2 separate regions of the Homo sapiens genome follow, and region 2 is linked to region 1. Evidence: chromatin contacts called from ENCODE Hi-C or POLR2A ChIA-PET data. All regions are on one chromosome and are shown on one strand. Each heading gives the region's core, a stretch centred on a gene start or an enhancer-like site at or near the end of the contact. The rest is flanking DNA. Distances are from core to core; before and after follow the strand shown.

The links. A loop is a pair of places that touch in the nucleus more often than their neighbours do. ChIA-PET counts read pairs that join two places held with the same protein, here RNA polymerase II (POLR2A). Pooled maps may share reads with other maps.
Region 2: a map with no recorded cell type shows a loop between it and region 1 (8-fold over the local background). The contact joins the promoter of CYTH1 here to the promoter of UNK in region 1. A Hi-C loop is called at or near these places in 1 of 37 single-sample maps with no recorded cell type and 6 of 50 pooled maps. POLR2A ChIA-PET finds 5 or more read pairs at or near these places in 1 of 52 experiments (naive thymus-derived CD4-positive, alpha-beta T cell).

The regions. Positions count from the first base shown.
Region 1 is chr17:75,782,334-75,787,551 of GRCh38, reverse strand. It overlaps UNK (unk zinc finger), which reads right to left and starts at 2,746. Exons shown (of 16, transcript NM_001080419.3): 1 at 2,568-2,746. The coding sequence starts at 2,671. MIR4738 (microRNA 4738) reads left to right here and starts at 2,945; the gene lies at 2,945-3,031. RefSeq lists enhancers at 1,496-2,073, 2,085-2,484, 2,074-2,652, 4,215-4,394 and a silencer at 2,545-2,684.
Region 2 is chr17:78,779,234-78,784,451 of GRCh38, reverse strand. It overlaps CYTH1 (cytohesin 1), which reads left to right and starts at 2,179. Exons shown (of 14, transcript NM_004762.6): 1 at 2,179-2,250. The coding sequence starts at 2,229. RefSeq lists silencers at 1,920-2,079, 2,120-2,399, 2,660-3,059 and an enhancer at 4,078-4,177.

The DNA.
Region 1 (5,218 bases), core at 1,497-3,996:
ACCCTGCCCATGTCTCTTTTAAGAAGAGGAAAAAAAAAAAAAAAGCTGGGTGTGGTGGCCTCCCAGCACTTTGGGAGGCCAAGGCCCAACAGTAGATTGCTTGCGCCTGCTCGATCACAGGAGTTCGAGACTAGGCTGGGCAACATGGCAAAATCACGTCTCTACAAAAAATACCAAAAAAATGTATCCAGGTGTGCCTGTAGTCCCAGCTACTCAGGAGACTGAGGTGGGAGGATCACTTGAGCCAGGGAGGTCGAGGCTACAGTGAGCTGAGATGGTGACACTGCACTATAGCCTGGATGACAGAGACCCTATCTTAAAAAAAAGAAAAAGAAAAATCAGAGCCAGCAAGTGTGCTGGTTCCATCATATGTGTCCTCATGCTCCCTGCACCTCAGCCCTAGGAGGACTAGGGGATGAAGTTTTCCAGGTCATCACAGCTTCTGAATGCTAGTAAGTCTAGCAAGAAAGACCACTGATTTCTATCTCTGATTTTTGGAAATACAAATATAAAAACACACATACATATGAACAGACAAAGAGATAAGAACACCTACAACCTCCCATCAAGCTTGGCTATTTCACCTACTCCTGTTGATTTCCTAAGACACCTCAAGAGCCAGGTCCCATTACTCTATACTTACCCACAAGGAATGGAAAGGCAGGCTTTTTTTTTGTTTTTGTTTCTGTTTTTTGAGACGGAGTTTTGCTCTTGTCGCTCAGGCTGGAGTGCAGTGGCACGATCTCGGCTCACTGCCACCTCCGCCTCCCGGGTTCAAGCGATTCTCCTGCCTCAGCCTCCTGAGTAGCTGGGATTACAGGCGCCCGCCAGCACACCCAGCTAATTTTTTGTATTTTTAGTAGAGACGGGGTTTTGCCATATTGGGCAGGCTGGTCTCTTCACTCCTGACCTCATGCGATCCGCCTCGGCCTCCCAAAATGCTGTGATTACAGGCGTGAGAGCTACCACGCCCGGCAGGAAAGACAGGTTTTAAACAAATGAGCATCAAGAGGACAAAGACTCAGATACTGACATTTAATCAGCTGTTCACTTGTTTCACCTGTCAATTCCAAAATAAGAAAGCCTTTCTATTACAGATTCCATAGTATGCTCAATGACAACACAACACAGAAACACAAGTTGCTGAAGCCAAGACTCTCGTGACTCAAAATGTGTTTATTTTGCTAAAAACAGTGATCTGAGCAACCAGAGATTATAAAGAAGTTCCAATTACGTGAAGTTTCCAGATTCGAAAATCAAGACTACACCATTCAACTCATCAGTAGTCTTTGAGCTAAGAACATCTCACCAAAATCAATGGAAAGACTGCGAAAGATCTCCAGTAAGAAAGGACCAGGAAAGCAATGTCCATATCAGAAAAGGAATGGTTAACGTGAGTCAGACTGTAGTCAAGAAGCTTAAATGATTTCAGCCAACAACAAAGAATCCCACAAAGAAACCATACACTTCCTATAACCAATGTTCCCCAACCCCAGAACAGTTTCCCAAGGTCTTCTATAACAAGAGTTCCTCCTGACTGGTTTGAGTTCTTTCTACTCCAACAGATGATTCTGTTCTTCGTTCACTGAACAACTTAAGAGCTGTTCAACCCCCCAGGTTCCAAAACCTCTCGCAGCTGGGGATCCTTTTAAACATGCACATCACTCAGGAGCCCATGGGGATGAGAGGCATTCACAGAGCATCAGGGAAAATGGAAAGCAACATTTTGCTTAACAGGAGAAACCGCCCCTTATTCATCTTTCTCCCACATCACCTAACTCTAGGGAATGCTTAACGTGGCTTGAAGGAAATGAAGACAGCGACCTAAAAGCACACAGATGCAAGACTTCCAGGAAGAGGTTTTCCCATCCTGCTGGACTCCTGTAGTGTCAGTATTTGGGGCTCCCTCTAATGCTACATTTCTGCTGAGCCTGCAGACATACTTGGAACCCATCACCTTCGGGCTCCCAGACTCAGGCTCCGCACAGCCCGCGAGGGAAACGGTCATGGGCACGCACGGACACGTTTCCATCTTTGCATGTTTATCTACGTCGACTGTGAATTCAAGCAAGTGTGGCCCTCGTGGACAACCTACGAGCCTTAGGGACACAAAAGGCTTCCTGCGCAAACTGCACGGAATCTCCTGACAGGACTTCACGTTAATCATCATTCATAGGTGGGTTCTGGGGCTGGACCCCACGGAACTCCTCTTGGTTGTGTCTTGGACTTCTCACTGCCCCAAAGGAGCCTACTACTGTGGTTTTATGGTCTGAGGAACAGTTAGGCCTCGAAGGCCTGGCCTAGGGAGAGTGCACTCTGCATCCCGAGCTCCCGCCTTCCCCACTCGGCGGCCGGGACCGAGTTTCCCGCCCCACAGCCCGACCAGAGGTTGGTGGCAGTTGGAGGCAGTTGGGACCGGCCCCAGCAGGTTGGAACCGGTCTGGGCCGGGCCGGAGGAGGAAGGGGGGGAGGAAGAGGCCGCCTCGCGCTCTCCCTGCGCGCGTGACTCACGCTGGCCGCTGACGTCAGGCGTGCGCGCGCGGCGGGGGGGGGGGGGCTCTACGTACGTGTAGTGCTGCGGTTTCTCGGGCTGTGCCTGCAGCACCTGAGCGGTAGCGGCCGGGGGCGCCGAGGAAGCTGCGGAGCCGCCGGGCCCGGGGCCCTTCGACATGGTCTTGTCTTCCTGCCTCTTCGCCGCTCCCCTTTTATTATTCAGTCTGCGCGGTCCGCGCCGAGGACCCAGTGCGCCTGCGCCGCGCCACGAGAACGTGAAGACCCCCCACACGGCAGCAGGGGTTGCTGGGAGTTGTGGTTCTATGTCCGGCTGGAATTTTACCGTCGGCAGAGGGTTGCTGGCAAAGCACAGGACCACAATACCCAGGGATCCTTGCTGCTAGTGTCCCGGATGCTGAGGGCCTGCGACGGCTTCTGGGAATTGCAGTCCGGTCGCATTTCTCCTTCTTACCAGCGCGTTTTCAGTTTCATAGGGAAGCCTTTCCATGAAACTGGAGCGCCTGGAGGAGAAGGGGCCCAGAGCTAGGGAGGCCCTAGCGATTTCTGCGAAAGAGTTCCAAGTATAATTTCACTGCCAACAGTGTCATAACTACTTTGCCTTTATACTTAGTACAGCTAGGTTCGGTTCTAATGCCAGCTCAGAGCAGTGCTCCAAGCAGGGCTTAAGAATCTGTGTTGTCGGTTCTTAGTTCTGGGCCCTGTGCTGCAGGCACCTGCAATCCGCCAGCAACCCCTTCATCCCTGCGGCGGGTCTAACCTAAGAGGCATTGAGAAAGCTTTGCTAAGGAGGAGGTACACCGCACGCTACAGTTCCCGCGCCTTTGCCGAGGCGCTTCATTTACCTTTGCCAAACTCGACACCTGGAACTCCACGACTTGTGTGCTTTCTCAGCCTGACACCTGGCCTGACCAACTTGTTTCCAGTACATTAAGGGCCAAGGACGAATTTAATCTCCGCCTAGAATAGTCTCTGAGGTACACTGACAAGTTGCCAGTGTTGAGAAGCATCACAGGGTCCAGAGGAAAGGCCTGGGTTTGAGTAGGGCGTGCCCGTATTTATCCACTCTAGTTTTCTTGTCTGGACGTCAGCCTTTTTACTTGGGACATTATCTTTCCCCTCTCTGCTTCCCACCAGTCAAGCAAAGTTCTTCACTTTATAAAATAAGCCAGATGCCCCAGACCTAGGCATTTGTTTCTGTGAGTTTTAGAATGTTCTCCGTAGATATTTTAACCGTTGTCATTTAATTTGGTTTTTCATATTGAATCTATTTCAAATCCACTGGTTTTGATTTATATTTTCTTAGATGGGATTATATTAACAAATGATTATCTCATTAAAGAAACACATTCCAAATAACCTTAGGGATGAAGGGTGGTGGGGCTAATGGAAAATCGTTAATGTTTGAGTGACACATACTTATTTTATTTAGCTCCAAGTTCCCTCACATCAGAAGCCACATCACAGAGTTGAGAAACTGGTTTTTCCTAAACAGGCTAAATCGTTTAGCCACTAGGGGCGTTTGAAAATGAAAAATTACAAAAGGACAAATAAAAGTTGTAGTATATTGCTTTAATCCTATGATTAAACGCAAGTTACTTGGTTTATGTTAGCCTCACAATACTCAAGTGTGATCTGACTGAAGAAATAGAGTTCACAGCACTGGATTTTAAATAATAGATGTATATCATGAGCTTCAGAATAAGTGTGTACTGGTGGAGTTGGGAGATGATATCATCCAAACTGCTTAATTTACAAAAGAGGAAACCGAAACCCAGAGAAGCTAAGTAACTTGCACAAAGTTACTCAGCAAGTTGGTAACAAGAGGAACTAGGACAGTAGCCTACAAGACTACATCACATTCACTGTTGGGTTTTGTTTGTTTTGTTTTCTTCTGCTTTTTTTCATTGTATAAACATTTTTTATTCTTCCTCATTTCCTGTGTTGCTTTTCCTCCGTTGTACCAATCTGGAAAAAGTGAAACATACCTGCATGACTACGAAGTAAGAGAGACAGCCTTTTTTTTTTTTTTTTTTTTTTTTTTTTGAGGCAGAGTCTTGCTCTGTTGCCCAGGCTGGAGTGCAGTGGTGTGATTTCGGCTCACTGCAACCTCTGCCTCCCAGGTTCAAGCAATTCTCCTGCCTCAGCCTCCTGAGTAGCTGGGATTACAGGTGTGTGCCACCACGCCCACCTGATTTTTGTAGTTTTAGTAGAGACGTGGTTTCACCATGTTGGTCAGGCTGGTCTCGAACTCCTGACCTCACGATCCACCCTCCTCAGCCTCCCAAGAGCTGGGATTACAGGCGTGAGCCACTGCGCCCGGACTCCTGTTTCCACGAATCATACTTAAATGGATAAATGTATATCCATACCTTTTTTCTCCGGGTGGCTTTAGTTTCTAATAATCAGCAAAGCTGGAAAGAAAATGACTGTCCATCCACACAAAGGCATGGAAATGACAGGATTCTGTATAACCTAGAAAAATCGTGAAACACAGCAGGGAGTGGTGGCTGAAGCCTGTAATCCCAGCACTTTGGGAGGCCGAGGTGGGCGGATCACAAGGTCAGGAGATCGAGACCATCTTGGCTAACATGGTGAAACCCTTGTCTCTACTAAAAATACAAAAAAATTAGCCAGGCGTGGTGGCGGGCGCCTGTAGTCCCAGCTACTCAGGAGGCTGAGGCAGGAGAATGGTGTGAACCTGGGA
Region 2 (5,218 bases), core at 930-3,429, 3.0 Mb before region 1:
GCGCTGGTCTTGAACTCCTGCCCTGAAGCAGTTTTCCTAGCTTGGCCTCCCAAAGTACTGGGGTTATAGGCATGAACCACTTCACCCAGCTGAAAAACACCAGTCTAATGGAACAATATAAGGGAACAGAATTTGTAAACAGTCATGTTCTCTGCTAATCTGTGATTAGCAGTAATACCAGTATCCCTCCCTCTCCAAATCTATTCAGTTGGTGAGTTCAGCTAAGAGGTCTAGAGTGCTGATAGTAAGAATTAACATGCCATCTGAATCGCTTTTCTTCTGGAGTTCTGGTCTTTGAGCAAGAGCTGAGGTGGTCTGGGACTTGCATACTGATAAGGGAAGAAAGCCAGCTCGAAGATACCTTGAACCTTCTGGTGAGTCTGGGGTTAGAAGTGAAGTAGGGAGTGAAACAGAGGATGGCAAATACTGGGGGAGAGGCTCAGTGCTCCATTAGCCCATGTGACAGATGGTTTGAGAAGATTTGCCAGGTCAATGTGGGGTCAATTCTAAAAGTGTCCTAAGTCTAGGCCAAGAGGAACAAAATGCAGCTGGGTCTCTGACCTCACACGCCGAAGCCCAAGGACACGTTAGGGCCAAAATGTGACTCTCTAAGGTCACCTGTAAAACTGGACAATCTGGTAAAGTCAGTGAAGGTTAAGATCATGAATCCAGCCAGGCGTGGTGGCTCACGCCTGTAATTCCAGTACTTTGGGAGGCCAAGGAAGGAGACCAAAGAGAAAGGATCACTTGAGCCTAGGAGTTCGAGACCAGCCTGGGCAACCTAGCAACCTCCGTCTCTACAAAAAATACAAAAATTAACCAGGTATGGTGGCCGGTGCCTGCAGTCTCAGCTACTCAGGAGGCTGAGGTGGGAGAACTGCTTGAGCCTGGGAAGCAGAGGTTGCAGGGAGTCATGATGGTGCCACCGTACTCTAGCCTGAGCAACACAGCGAGTGAGACTCTGTCTCAAAATGAATAAATAAATAAAAGAAAAAGAAAAATAGTAAAACTCAGGACAGGTGGGCCCACAAGGAAAGAGTTCTGTGGCTTTTACTCCCGTTTTTTGGTTGGTCCAAAAAATTCCCAGCAGTCCAGGGATCTCTGTGGAGTTCTCAGTGAGTGTTCTGTGTAGGGTGCAGGAGCCACAAGTGACTGCAGGGGGAAAGGGGGGTTCTGGTGCTGGCATTCTGCAGCAGTGGGATTGTCCTCTGTCATAAAGAAAGAGAAGGCCGAGCGCGGTGGCTCATACCTGTAATCCCAGCACTTTGGGAGGCCGAGGCAGGCGGATTATTTGAGGTCAGGAGTTCGAGACCAGCCTGGCCAACATGGCGAAACCCCGTCTCTACTAAAAATACAATTAGTCGGGCCTGGTGGCACATGCCTGTAATCACAGCTACTCAGGAGGCTGAGGCAGGACAATCGCTTGAACCCGGGAGGCGGAGGTTTCAGTGAGCCGAGATCGGGCCACTGCACTCCAGCCTGGGCAACAAGAGCGAAACTCGTCTCCAATAAATAAATAAAATCCAAAACGCTGGGACTTGAAGTGCCCTCCTTTCAATCTTGACCCAGGTAAAACTCAGGACAAATAAAAAGAAGTAGAAGCAGTAAACTTAGGACATACAGCATGTAAAGGTTCTGAACGCAGGAGTAAATGACTTCAAATAGCTTTTGTGGCCTTTCGCCAAGGACCGGGCCCTCCCTGGCAAGCTGGGGCCGGGTCTGACCTTCCAGGTTGGCGTCAGCAAGGACCACCCTGCCCTTCAGTGGCCGGACACGACCTTGGGCTTTCGTGCAGTAGCCTGGCTGCAGGCCAGGTCGAGTCCGCCACCCCGGGGACTTGCACCGCCCTTCAGAAACCGAAACCTGCTCGGCCCCAGGAGGCGGACCGGGAGAAGGGGGGGGGGTGTGTGTGTCTCGGGACGGGGGCGTGGTCTAGAGGCGGGGGCAGGGGAGGAGCCTCGGGTGGACGCGCGTGCGCAGGCCGGAGCCTCGGGAGGAGGCCGGGTACCCGGGGTGCGGCGCGCGCGGGAGGAAGGCGGGGCCTCGGGCGAGGGGCGGGGCCTCGGGCCGGGGGCAGGGGGCGGGCGCAGGCGCAGGCGCGGGCGGGCGGGGCGCGGGGCGCGGGGCGCCGGGGGCGGGGCTCCGAGCCGGGCTGAGGCGAGCGGGGGCGCGGGTGGCGCGGCGGGACGCGAGCGGCGAGCCGGAGCGCGGAGCCCGGCTCCCGCACCATGGAGGAGGACGACAGCTACGGTCAGTGCGCCCCGGCGGCGGACGCTTCCCCCTCGCTGTCCCCCAGTCCCCTCCGGGCCCGGCCGTCCGGCAGCGCTTGCGGCGGCTGGCGTTTCCCGGGGACACTGGTGCGGGACGCGGAGCCCGGGGCGACCGGCGGGCGAGCGGTGCGCGGGGCCCTCGCGGGGCGGGGGTCGCAGGGGGTTTTGAGGGATGAGGGTCGCCGGGGCCGGGGTCGCTGGCGGCGCTGAGGGATGTGGGTGGCTGGGGCGGGGGTCACAGGCCGGGCTCGCGGTCTCGCGGGGCCAGGGGTCGCCGCGAGCTCTGAGGAATGAGGGTCGTTGGGGTCGCGGGGCAGGATCTCAGGGGCTCTGAGGGATGAGAGTCGTTGGGGTCGCTGGGGTCCCCGGGGCAGGGGTCGCAGTCCGGGTCCCGGGGGGCCGAGGGGTGGAGGTCGCTGGCCCTGCCGCCCCTCTGCGGGGCTCGGGGCGGACGCGCGGATGGCCGGGCCCGCGTTCCCCGCAGTTTCCGGCCGCTCTCGGCGTCAGCGAGTTGTGCCCGGTCCACGTCTTTGTTCAGAAATGAGAACGGGGAGCGGCGCCGCCGGCGAGGCGCGGGCTCCGGGACGGCCCTGCCCGCGGGAGTCTGGGCCCGGTAGCCGCCGGTCCGGTGCGTCGCCGCCTGCCGAGACGCGGGTGTGGAGCCCGAGGGGCACCGCGGTGGGGACGCCGCTCCTCCCCTGACTGGGGACTTGGCAAGCGGAGCCGCTGTCCCGCTCCCTTCGCTCCCGCGCGTTGAGGCTGCTGGCCCAGGCCAGGGGTGCCTCCCTCCAAGAGTTTGAAATTGCAAGGGTTGCAAAAGGTTGTTTGACATGCTGTAGTTAATTTATTAAGTTTGTTCATGAGGAATTAAAAGGAAGAATGGCAAATAGAACAAGTGGTGAACTTTTGTGGTTTGGTAGCAAAGTACAAATAAAGCAGAACTCTGTGGCCAAATGGAACCCAATTCTAGTTTAATAACTAATGGGACATTTTTCTTTTTTTTTTTTTTTTAAGAGACGAGATCTCGCTCTGTCACCCAGGCTGGAGCACAGTGGCGTGATCGTAGCTCACGTCAGCCTCTTGAGTGGCTGGAACCATACGCACGCCACCATGCCCGGCTAATTTTTTATTTTATTTTATTTTATTATTTTATTTTATTTTATTTTATTTTTGAAACGGAGTCTCACTCTGTCGCCCAGGCTGTAGTGCAGTGGCGCCATCTCGGCTCACTGCAACCTCGGCCTCCTGGGTGAGCTGAGCGATTCTCCTGCCTCAGGCTCCTGAGTAGCTGGGACTACAGGCGCGTGCCACCACGCCTGTCTAATTGTTGTATTTTTAGTAGAGACAGGGTTTTGCCATGTTGGCCAGGCTGGTCTTGAACTTCTGACCTCAGGTGATCCACCCGCCTCGGCCTCCCAAAGTGCTGGGATTACAGGCATGAGCCACCGCGCCCAGCCCTAATTTTTTACTTTTTTAAAAGATGGGGTCTTGCCATGTTACCCAGGCTGGTCTTGAACTCCTAGACCCAAGCAGTCCTCCCACCTCTGCCTCGCACAGTGTTGGGATTACAGGCCTGAGCCACCACACCCAGCCCACTTGTTACCTTATAAGTAAACAAGTAAAAGCAGCTTGTGCATTTTTTTGTTGTTTGTTTTGTTGTGTTTTTGAGACAGGGTCTAGCTCTCTTGCGCAGGCTGGAGTGCAGGGGCGCTCTCATAGCTCACTGCACGCTCTGCTTCCTTGGCTCAAGCAATCCTCTCACCTCTCTTCTCAGCCCCTCCTGTAACCTGGACTACAGGCCTGGGCTACCACGCCCTGCTAATTATTTTTATTTCTTTTTGTAGAGAGGGAGGTCTCCCTATGTTGCCTAGGCTGGTGTGAACTCCAGTTCCTATCTTGGCCTCCCAAAGTGTTGGGATTACAGGCATGAGCCACTGCTCCCAGCCTCCTTTTGTGATTAAAAGAAAAATCACCCACTGGCTGGCCCCAAAAGATTGTTCAGCCCCTCCAGATTTCACTCCTGCCCACTGCTGAGAAGCCGACAGCAGTTTTGCCTGCTGCTCTTTTCTCTGCCTCCTCTTGCCATTTAATTTCCCTCAGATCCCAGTGTCCTGCCTACCAGGCTTTTGTGGCCTCTCTTGTGTTCTTGCCTGCTGCCGTGGGCAGGAAGCTATTGGTCTGGTTGCTTTTAATACAGTGACTGCTTTGCCACCAGGCATGACATGAACTTGTACTTGAAAGAGGTAAGTGGAAGCAGGGCGTGTTAGTTTCCTATACCTGTTATATTACCACAAGCCTGGTGGCTCAAAACAACATAACATTTGTTTTAGGGTTCTGCTGTCAGAAGTCCAAAATAGGTCTCACTGGGCTAAAGCCAAGGTGTCGGACAGGCTGGTTCTTTCTGGAGGCTCAGGGGAGAACCCATTTCCTTACCTTTTCCAGCTTCTAGAGGCCACCTGTGTTCCATGGTTCATAGTCCCCTTTCCATCTTCAAAGCCAGCAGGTAGCATCTTCTCATTTCTCTCGACCTCCTACCTCCCTCTTATTAAGATCCTTGTGATTATAGTGGGACCCACCTGGATAATCAAGGCTAAGGATTAGCAACCTTAATTCCATCTGTTACCTTAATTCCCCTTCTGCCATGTAAGGTAACCTATTCACAAGTTCTGGGGATTAGTACCCGGACTTCTTTAGGGGCTGTTATTCTGTCTGCCACACACGAAGATGAGAAAGTTTGTAAGTTTATTCTTCCCCTTTCTTTTTTTTTTTTTTTTTTTTTTTGAGATGGAGTTTCACTCTTGTTGCCCAGGCTGGAGTGCAATGGCGCAATCTCGGCTCACTGCAACCTCTGCCTCCCAGCTTCAAGCGATTCTCCTGCCTCAGCCTCCTGAGTAGCTGGGATTACAGGCATGCGCCACCACGCCTGGCTAATTTTGTATTTTTAGTAG